Regions from separate parts of the Homo sapiens genome. Here region 2 is linked to region 1. Evidence: chromatin loops called from intact Hi-C (ENCODE). Cell type or tissue: Calu3. All regions are shown on one strand.

Evidence for each region. Hi-C counts contacts between places; a loop is a spot of excess contacts. Peaks named below come from ENCODE experiments on the same cell type or tissue, not always from the same donor. Only the 100,000 strongest peaks of a DNase experiment are listed, where the experiment ranks them.
Region 2: a loop joins it to region 1, with 2.9 times the contacts of the local background. A loop is called at or near these places in 3 of 110 quality-filtered maps.

Annotation. Positions count from the first base shown.
Region 1 is chr3:173,581,482-173,586,481 of GRCh38, reverse strand. The region is part of intron 1 of NLGN1 (neuroligin 1); the gene reads right to left. Among named protein-coding and RNA genes, the nearest start is that of NLGN1, 190 kb to the right of the region's middle. In Calu3, a CTCF peak has its summit at 2,155; DNase peaks (open chromatin) are centred at 761 and 2,161.
Region 2 is chr3:174,095,974-174,100,973 of GRCh38, reverse strand. The region is part of intron 4 of NLGN1 (neuroligin 1); the gene reads right to left. Among named protein-coding and RNA genes, the nearest start is that of NLGN1-AS1, 180 kb to the right of the region's middle. In Calu3, no CTCF peak of the experiment used is centred here; a DNase peak (open chromatin) is centred at 2,253.

The DNA.
Region 1 (5,000 bases):
ACACAAATCCAGGAAGAAAGTTTGGTTAGACTAATCTTTTAATAGTCAGAACGTCGCATGTATCTGGAATTCCTGAAAAAAAGTACTAGAGAATGAGTGTGCTTCAGATGACATTGAAGAGTTGCCTTTTGATGAGTTCACACACACAGACTTCAGTGGTAAAACCACAAAGGTATCTGCATACAGTCATAATCTGTAAACCAGAAATCCCTGAAAAAAGGTAACACTTTTATTCTAAAGATTAGAACATACAAAATGTATGTTTTATCTTTTATCTATCTCCATTTTATTCCAAAGCATTTGAATGTCTACAAGTTTAAAATTTAACGAATTGGCTTTAAAAAAAAAAGCCAACTAAAATTGTGATGTTGAAGTCTCAGATTCGTTAACCTACTGAACACATTTATATACATCCCTCAAATAAATCAGTTCTTTGTATGCAATTGTTCTGAAGCTACGTGGACTCCAAAATTACTTCAGAATAATATGCTTTTCTGGGTTCCAAAGCAACTTTTAGTTGCCTGAGTCAATTCATATTCACTGATTTGAGTGATTAATTATAGCTGCTGAAATTGATTTCCTTCTGCAAATAAAGATGAGTTTTTCTTGGGAGCTACAAAATTCTTAAAAAAAGAAAAAAATTCCTGAATTCAGCTGCAAGAAAATGTCTGGGAACGCGCGCGCACCGCTCAGTTGGAAAGAAAAGCCAGTAAGTGGCGAGGCAGGCAGGGCAGGGATGCATCAGAAATGCAGCCGTCTGCCTGGCGCACTCGCTAGCCTGGGCCCTCGGCAAAAAGCCTGCAACGTCTTCCTGGGCTGCTCCAACTCGAAGAAAGTTACCTCGGACTTGTATTATGGAAAGTCGTGCAAGTGAATTACAAGACAACATGTGTGGCCAGCCACCCACTTCTACTGTCTCTATCCGGTGCAGTGACCCTGTAACCCTTTAGTGTCCGGTTGAGAGAAGCGGGAAGCGGGAAGGGGTAGGAAGAGAGGGGTGGGGGAGGAGACAACATGAAAACAGCCAATTCCCCCTGCAAAATATCCCCCTAGAAGCCACGACAGCCGCAGAAACGGCGGCCGAAGCACCAGCGATTTCTACTTGGGCTTTTCCGCTCTACATGCAGGTTTTCCAAGGCACCGCTGCCTCCTCTCCTTAAAGTATTGCTAGGAGAAAGCACTGGATCTGGGAAGCGTCTCCCAACTGAGAGATTTTCAATGCAAAGTTGAGAGCTTGGAGAGCTGCTTGGCTCCCCCACCGACGCCACAAAAACAAGGTTTTTTAGCTCGATCTAGGTAGCTCCCTAGCGATCCCCCCGGGGATGCGCGAGGTGGTTTTATATTCCCCTTTCTCTCTCCATTTCACAGGCACCGCGTCCGCATCACCTTCCGCGCAGTGGCACAAAACCCTGGCAGCCCCCTCCCAATAAAAGAGCCACAAACTTACCCTCAGCAAGATAAATCCACAGAGGGAGCCCCCTCATCTTTCCCCGGTCCCTTTGCAATGATTCAAGGAGACGGTCTCTACAACACTTCGCCGTCAAATTCAAGCTGAAATGGTCCAAGTATTTACCAGTTTCTAGACGCTTTTTTGAAATCTCGAGCACCCGGTAATTCTTGTTCCAGGATTCAAGACGCTTCCTTTTCTCTTTTTTTGCTTTAAGCATCCGCAACCCCAGTTTTGCACCCCCCCCTCCTTTTTTATTCACCCACGGACACTTCTAAAACGTGTCGATTGATCCTTTTTTCTCTCCAGATGCAACCACGATCCAGAATCCTGGGGACCCAAAGCCACCTCCATGTAAATCCGACCATCAGGCAAGAAATACAAATGATCAAACAACGTTACTTCTTTCGGCTGCAATCAGATAATCCTACTAATCCAATAGATTTATCTCGATTGGAAATTGACCTCAAAAATGAATTCCCGGTGCTGATGTCCAGAAGAACAATTTCATAACCCTGTTCGGGTGACTGAAAAAAAACTCTGGTTTCTTTCTTTCTTTCTTTTTTAAAAAATCTTTTTTGGATTCTGGGTGCACTCCTCGCAAAAAAAAAAAAAAAAAAAAAAAAAAAAAAAAATGCCGAGGACCCTGGTTTTACCCTAATATAGGTTTCTACTCCAAATCGGTGCAGGATGAAAAATGGTACAAAGATACCCCTAGTGGCTCCAGGCGATATTGCAGGGATCTCACTTTTTTTTCCCATCCCCTCTCCTCACCTTTTTTTTTTTTTTTCTTTCTGCCCCTTTAGATAACTGGCTACTGCAGTAGTTAAAGAAGGCTGAACTGCAATTAACATGAATAGTATATGACTACTTGAATACAGCATCTGATGTTTCTTTGTTTTACGTTTAAAGACTGAATCTTCTGTGTTTCTGTCTCCTCTGGATTCTATTTTTTTTTTTTTGTCTACAAAAATTTCCCCAATGGCAGTTAGTAGCTAAAATGCCAATTTGAGGCAATTCGGTGATTTCAAAGCAATTGTATTTGTTTCTTTAATAACTATCGACCTAAAAGAAGCCTCACTCTTCCTGAGATATGCTGCTTTTAGAAAAACATTTAAAATTTTATTTCCTTTAAAGGAATATGATTGTGTGTGTGTGTATTCTTAGATAATCTCTTACTCATTTGGGACTTTTAGTGTTCATTCAGCAAAGCAAGTGATAGCTCCTGTAAGCCTGTGGTCACAGAACAAGACCTAAGAGTCATTACATAGGCCTCAATGTTGCTTACCTGAATGCTTTTAAATTCAATGACCTCAAGATTACCCCTAGCATTTCCGACAGGCTCCAGAGAAAGAGTCAATGCAAGGAATTTCAGGACTTTGTTTTCCCAAGCGCTCTAATCACACTTTGAGGGCTTGAAACACAAATTGGGCCTAGTAAACTAGAGAAGTTGAATTCTCTTTCATTGTGAGGGGTTCTGTAGCTGCAAGCAGTCCAAGACACTCTTTTTTAACTGACTAAATAATTAAGCCTTTTTAGTGTACAAGGTGTTAAGGAGTCAAAAGACCTTTCTTCTACCACTGGTGTTGCTATTAATTGGCTATGTGACTTTGGGCCATCACTTTTTGGCCCACGGCTAATTTATCTATTAACACTAAGGGGTAAACCCATATAAATCAATAAATATACATGTTCCTGGATGGGAGAATCAATATGGTAAATTAATCTATAGAAGTAATGTAATTATTAATAAAATCTACTACAATTTTTTTGTGGAAGCCTAAAAGTTAATTCTAAAATGTGTTTGCAAGGGCAAAGGGTAAGAAATTATCAATATAATCTGAATAATCTGAAGAAAAAGGTTCAGGAAGTTCCAATATGAACTATTAAGGCTTAACATAAAATAACAGTAACTGAGGCAATGCAGATGTGGTTCAGGGCTAGAAACTAGTCCAATGGAACAGAATAGAAAGTCCAGAAAAATATTCATGGATTTGTGGAAACCTGATAAATAACTGGTGACATCAGAAAGCACTGAGGGAAGATGACATATTCAGACACTGAATTAGCCATATGAAATAATGATAATACAAGATTGCAACTTCACATGTATGTATGTTAAGGTGGGTTAAAGACCTAAAGATGCTGAGCAAAATTTTACAACATTTAGAGGGAAATAGCTTTATGATTTTGGGTAGATGAGAACAGAAAGGTTTACTAAACAACATAAAAAAGCCAAAGTCCATAAAGAAATAATATTAAATTTGATATATTAAAATAAAGCAATTATATAAATCAAAATGTACACTCATAAAAGATATTTGCAATGCATATAATCAAAGAAGGATTACTATCCAAAGTACATAAAGGGGCTTATAAAAGATAAAAAATATAATAGGAAAGAATGGGTTAAGGAAATGAATAGTTGATTGACAGAAAAAGATTCTCAATGTCCAATAAGCATCTGAAAAAGGTCCTCAATCCCCCTAGTTATTAGAGAAATGCAATTCAAAATAATGAGATTTTTGTTTCCCAGTCATGAAATTGGCAGAAATTTACAAGTCCAGCAAAACTTAATATTGATGAAAATGTGAAGAAATTACAGAGAGTATATGATAGTACAAGTTCAGAGAGCAGTTTAGCAATAGTTGAACATTTTTATGTCCTATAATCCAGTTTTTCCACTCCTAGAACTATTCATTCCACAACTATTTGAAAGAGAAAAAAACAGTAGGAGAGAGAAATAATCTAAACACCTTCAGATAAATAGCTGGACAAAATATTTATAGAATATTCATATACTGCAATAGTAGAAACGGTAACAAGAAAAATGAATGTTACCTCAGCTCCTTGAGTTGATATAAATGAATCTCAAAAAATATAATATGCAGCAACAACAACAAAGGATGTTGCGGAAAGATGCTTATAGGATGATGATATTTGTATATAAAATTCAAAAACAGGTAAAATAATTACATCTATTATATTTGATCACATACCTATATACAGCAAAATATATCAACATGTATGATAATGACAAACATGATATTCAGGGTAGAGGTTACTGTGGGGAGGGTGCCAAGTAAATGAAATTGGAAAGGCATCACCAGAAGCTTCAACTGTATCTACTGTGCTCTATTTCTCAGCCTGAATCTTGAGTACATGGGTGTTTACAATATTACTATATAAATTGTTTATATGCTTTAAATATTTTATTAAAATTAAAGATTTAGACTACATTATTCCTGTGAATCTTTACCATATTATAAAATTTTCTAATTAAGTCTGAAAAAATGAAATATCAATATTTCATAATGTGCTTTTTATATGGAGATTTTTTTAAAAAACTGTACTACTAAATATTTCTAAGAAGTGTAAATGGAATGGTGCTTATTTACTTCTATAATTGATATTAGAAATTCTAGCTAGGAAGCAAAAATTACCACCTAAATGGGAAAATATGGTTGAAATTGAAAAAAATATATATGTAATCCTCAACTAGCTCTTTCTTGTATTTTCCTTTGATCTCACAAATAGTAACAGGGCCTCTGAA
Region 2 (5,000 bases), 510 kb before region 1:
CTGCAGAGGGGAAAACGGAGCCTCTAGAAGTATGATGGCTGTGGAGTGTGTCATCCAAACCAGGATGACACACCCCATTGTGAGTGAAAGGGAGTGCTAAATAAATGAAATGTTGAGAAAATTGACATAAATTGAGACTTTCTCTGGTGAACTAGAAAAAAAATGGTCACTTTACTTAGAAGGGGCACCTTTCTTACCCCTTATGAAGATCTTAGAAAGCAGGAGGCAGAAGGTGACTTCTTAATTGAAATGAAGGGATTTTGAAGAAAAAAAAAAGGAAACTTCCTTTTTAGTGATAAACTGCAGCCTATGTGAAGCCTGGTGGCTTAAGAGAAGATGGCACATTGGAGAAACCACTTTTAGAGTTCCGTGTGGCTGGAAGCCAGCATGTGAAGTGATGGGGTGAGGGGAGAAGTTGGGTTATACATCAAGCAGACAGAGACAGATCCTAAGGGGGCTTGTGGGCCACACTGAAAGGGTTTAACTTTAGGCAAATGCCTTGGGAAAGCAAAGGCATTGAAAGACTTTAAACCAAGAGAGACAAGATGAGCCTTGTACTTTTGGAATATGTTTCTAGCAGTGGGGTAGAGCTCAATAAAATATGTTTAATTAAATTGATAAAAATAAGTGAAAATAATTATACTTTACGGTGAACATTATAGAGTAGCTAAAATTAAAATAAAGTTTTTTTTTTTTTACCATAGGTATTTATTGATACATGCAAAATTTCAAGCCATGTTGAAAGATTCCTTAGTTGTCTATAGCCTCTGGCATCACACAATGGAAACAAAAATAACAGCACAAGATTACATTTTGAGTTTTCGTTTCGAGTCAAACTCTGAAATATTTAAGGAAGTTTTTTTCACCTTATTTTGCTCAATGAGGAGCAAAAACCCCATATTTAATTCATGTAAAACCCAAACAAACTAAATTATACTTTCATACATTTCCACAGAAAAATCAACAAGCCGCCAAGGGTCATGGCAAAGTTCTCAGGCACGTCTTTAAAGATGATGCATCAACAGTGACAGCTGCCACAAGAAATCCCTGACTCAGCAAAACACATCAGAACTGCATCCTGTCCACACGTGGACGTCGAGAAACACTCTATTGCCTTGAGAATGAACTCTACAGGTATTTTCACAGTTTATCTCTCTTTGAGATATAAGAATTAACTAACAAGTTTTCTTTTCACAAGAGGGCCTATTTTTATTACTGCATTCTTTTGAACTTTTTTTTTCTGAAGTTAATTAAGCCTTCCCTTTGAATTACTTTACTATGTCATACTAAAAGGCTAAAATGGTGGCACATAGACTGCCAAGTTAAAATAATCACTGATTTCTATCACTAAATAAGTTTTAATCACTTTCTATAAGTGTTTACTCAGATTTGGAATTATATTCTCACCTTTAATCCTCAGAAGTCCAGGGAAAGCCTTCAATAAGAACTAATATTGTTACGCATTGCTATAAATTTCAACAAAATCTGTGCATTTAAGTCTATTTTTGCAGTGAAACTGGGGCATTGTTAAAAATGCAATATCAACTAAAATTGACCACACATATCTTAAAACCTGGAGATCATAAACAGCCTTAAACACTGTGAATTAGCATATGCATGTTATCTACAGCAGCAAATAATATTGCAATTTTAAAAAAGTCTTAGGTATAAATTATAATTCATTCACGATGCTTACAAATGAATTATCATATTCAGATCTAACTACATATTTATGAGATTCGAGCCAGGTGTTTATCATCTTCAATGTATAAATAATGCAAACGGGTTCTATGGCATAGCTGGGACTAAAACGTCTGTTGCATAACTTCTACTGTTTTCCTTTGCACATTGGCTTTTTGATTTATACATTTGTTGTTAAAGACTGTTTTGATTTTAATAGAAATGTCCAGTTTTAATAATTTATCTTCACTATGACTATGAGAATTTCACAGCAGGGAGCCCAACTTAGTTGATATCTTAATTTTGTGGCATTTTCATTGGTTTAATGAGATCTCATTTAAGTTAACAAAGCTAAAATCTCATTAAATGTATAAACAAGCTCTTATGTAATAAATCTTCTAATGGCTTATGCATTTTTAAGGCATTACTCACTTTTTTGGTGTTTGCTTACAACATGCATTTGCTTTATATTCAGTTATTTAAACTGAAAGTGAGTTTATCTACTAGTAGTTTAATCGATTATACTCTTGTTACTCAAGGTGTGATCGATTTGTGGACCAGTGGCCTTTGTGGGATGTGGTTTGAAATGCAGTGACTCAGGCCTAACACTGAACTGATTAAATCAGAATCTGAATTTTAACAAGACCATCAGGTGATTTCAATGCACAGGGAAGTCTGAGAAGTACCATTCTATACTCTAGTGAAATCAGTCCTCAGTAGGACTGCAGAAAGATGAGACTGCTAGACATCCAATGTCTATTTATTTTCTTAGCATCTACTACACTGGAAAAATCATTTGAGGCAGCAGATTTTCTGAATTTGGTAAAAATGTTTCCCACTGACCCTCCTTTTACCCTCACCAATTTGCTAGGTGGGTATAGAGGTAAATGCACATAGACATGCATATTATAGTAAGAAAAGTGTGATCATGCACAAGCTTCCTCTTAATTTTTTTTTCCTTTTGTTGTAAGAACACATTTTACAAATTTGCACAAACTGAATTACAAAATGTGAAATATAGGTAATGGAGTGTAATAAATGCACAGCCACAATTGAAGGAAAAATGTTCGGGAGGCAAATGAAACTCTCAAAGGAAATAGTCCCAATCCTGGATAATCTCATTAAGAGCTTTACTGCAAGTAGCAACAAATTAGTAACATTATGAAGGTGATTTGTATGTAAATTTCCTTTTTATTTTTCCTGTATATGTGTTTGCTGTGGTCCAACATTTATGGAGAAATGCTTTGATTTTATCAGACGAATGTTAATACCACCTCAGTGATATACTGCAGAGAAGCTACTGCAGGAGGATTAACTGATAAAACAGGTAATCCAGACACATGCTTAGAGCTACACGAGTTAGTTAAATGGCGGGCAGTTATTCTGCTAACTATGCACCACTCACCCACTGACAATGAATCACTACCTTCTTAGGGTGAACTGGTGTTGGAGTGATAATGAGCAGTATCCTTGTTCATAATTAGAGACTGTACCACACCTCTGACCACTTCCCTTAGGATTTGATCTCTGTCAAACTCCAGGAGCTATTTCAGTAACTCTTTATAACCACTTTCTTTGTAAACTGGATCAGATATTTTTCCATTACATATTATGTTTTTCTTCATAGCTGGCTGGATAAACTCACTCCAAAACACTACATAATTGTGCCCTACATTCACATCAATTGAAATAATTTTAGATTTAATGATTGAGATTCAAAAGGTTGAGTGAGTGACTGGCAGAATTATCTGTTTATAACACAGACTGGATAGAAATGACTCATGTACATTATATTAAAACATAAAAATGATTATTTGCAGCTCTAAATTCAAATAATTTTAAAGGTTCCCTTTTGGGCCATGAATATTCCCTTTGACAATCCACAGTGATCAAATAAATTGAACAACTGCCAAGTTTTCAGTTTGCTGTTTGGTGTGTAGACAGTCCAAAGATACTCATATCCATTCACTAATTATTGCCCTGAAGAATAAATATGAATGATTTCTAAAGTGATTTGAGTTCTAAACAGAGCTATACTTAAAATTTTGAATAGTTATAAAAATGAAATCATTACATCTTTGAAATTCTTTGCCATGAACAGAAATATCCCATCTGTTGATTAAGAAAACATTCAGAATATTGGATAATTATAATCATTTATATCTAGCTAGCATCTTTCTACAGTGGCGCTCATAGTCCTATTGTCTTCTTAACCCTCAAATCGTTCCCAAGGTGAATAAATGGAAGCCTTTTAAATATTCAGTTGTGGCAAAAGCCACAAGCCATTAGTTAAAAAAAAAAACTTATAGACACACATGATTACACACAGACATACATACACAAAAACTTATTTATTTATTTTCTTAAATTTCATTCCCAGATGTTAATTCCAGAAATATGTTACCTTGTCTTCTGAGGTCACTTATGAAAATTTTTGTTTCTAAATACCACTGTCATGGTTTCTACACGTTCAATTACATTAGAAAAATTCTAATATTCTTAATTATAAAAAGCAATATTGAGAGTACTCACTAGAATAATATATTTCAATATGATTTCTCAAAAATGATCACATCTAATAAAAACTTAAATGACATAAAAGAAGCCAGGTGGACTTTAGTGTTACAAATCATGTTATAATTGGTTTTCTAAAATTTATAATATATTACCACAAATGTCATCTCATTTAAACATTCACCTTGAATGGTGTAGGTATTTTGGTGGGGACTTTCCCATTTAAAAGTTATCCATTTTCAAACCGACCTTCTATCTACTTTTGTATTCTGATGGTAGAGGTATATTTACAATATCTTTCAGGGAATTAATGCTCTATAAAATGATATTTCCATGATTATATTGTTTAAGTTAAATGCATTTTAGAAAGTTTTACACTATTATAGTATAACTAGGTTATATTTGTACTTAACTAAATCAACCCATGTTCTGCGGAGAACCCTTCATGGGTCACCAAGGGAGATGGAGGAGACAATCCAGTTTCTGTTCCTAGTTCCTCTCAATAACAGTACGTTTATATATTACATATATTATATTTATGTATATTATATGCATATATACATATACACATATATATTACATATGTATTATATATTCTATACACACATATCACATTAATTCCATTTTTGTCTATTATATACATTGTGTCCATTAAAAATGTTATATCAAAAGCTATTCTGCAGTTAAAAATGTTTGAAAACTCACTCTTTGTATATAAGGCTCATGATGGTGTTTATAAAATTATTTTTTAATTACTTTTTATTTATTTATTTATTTTTTTAGATGGAGTCTCGCTCTGTCACCCA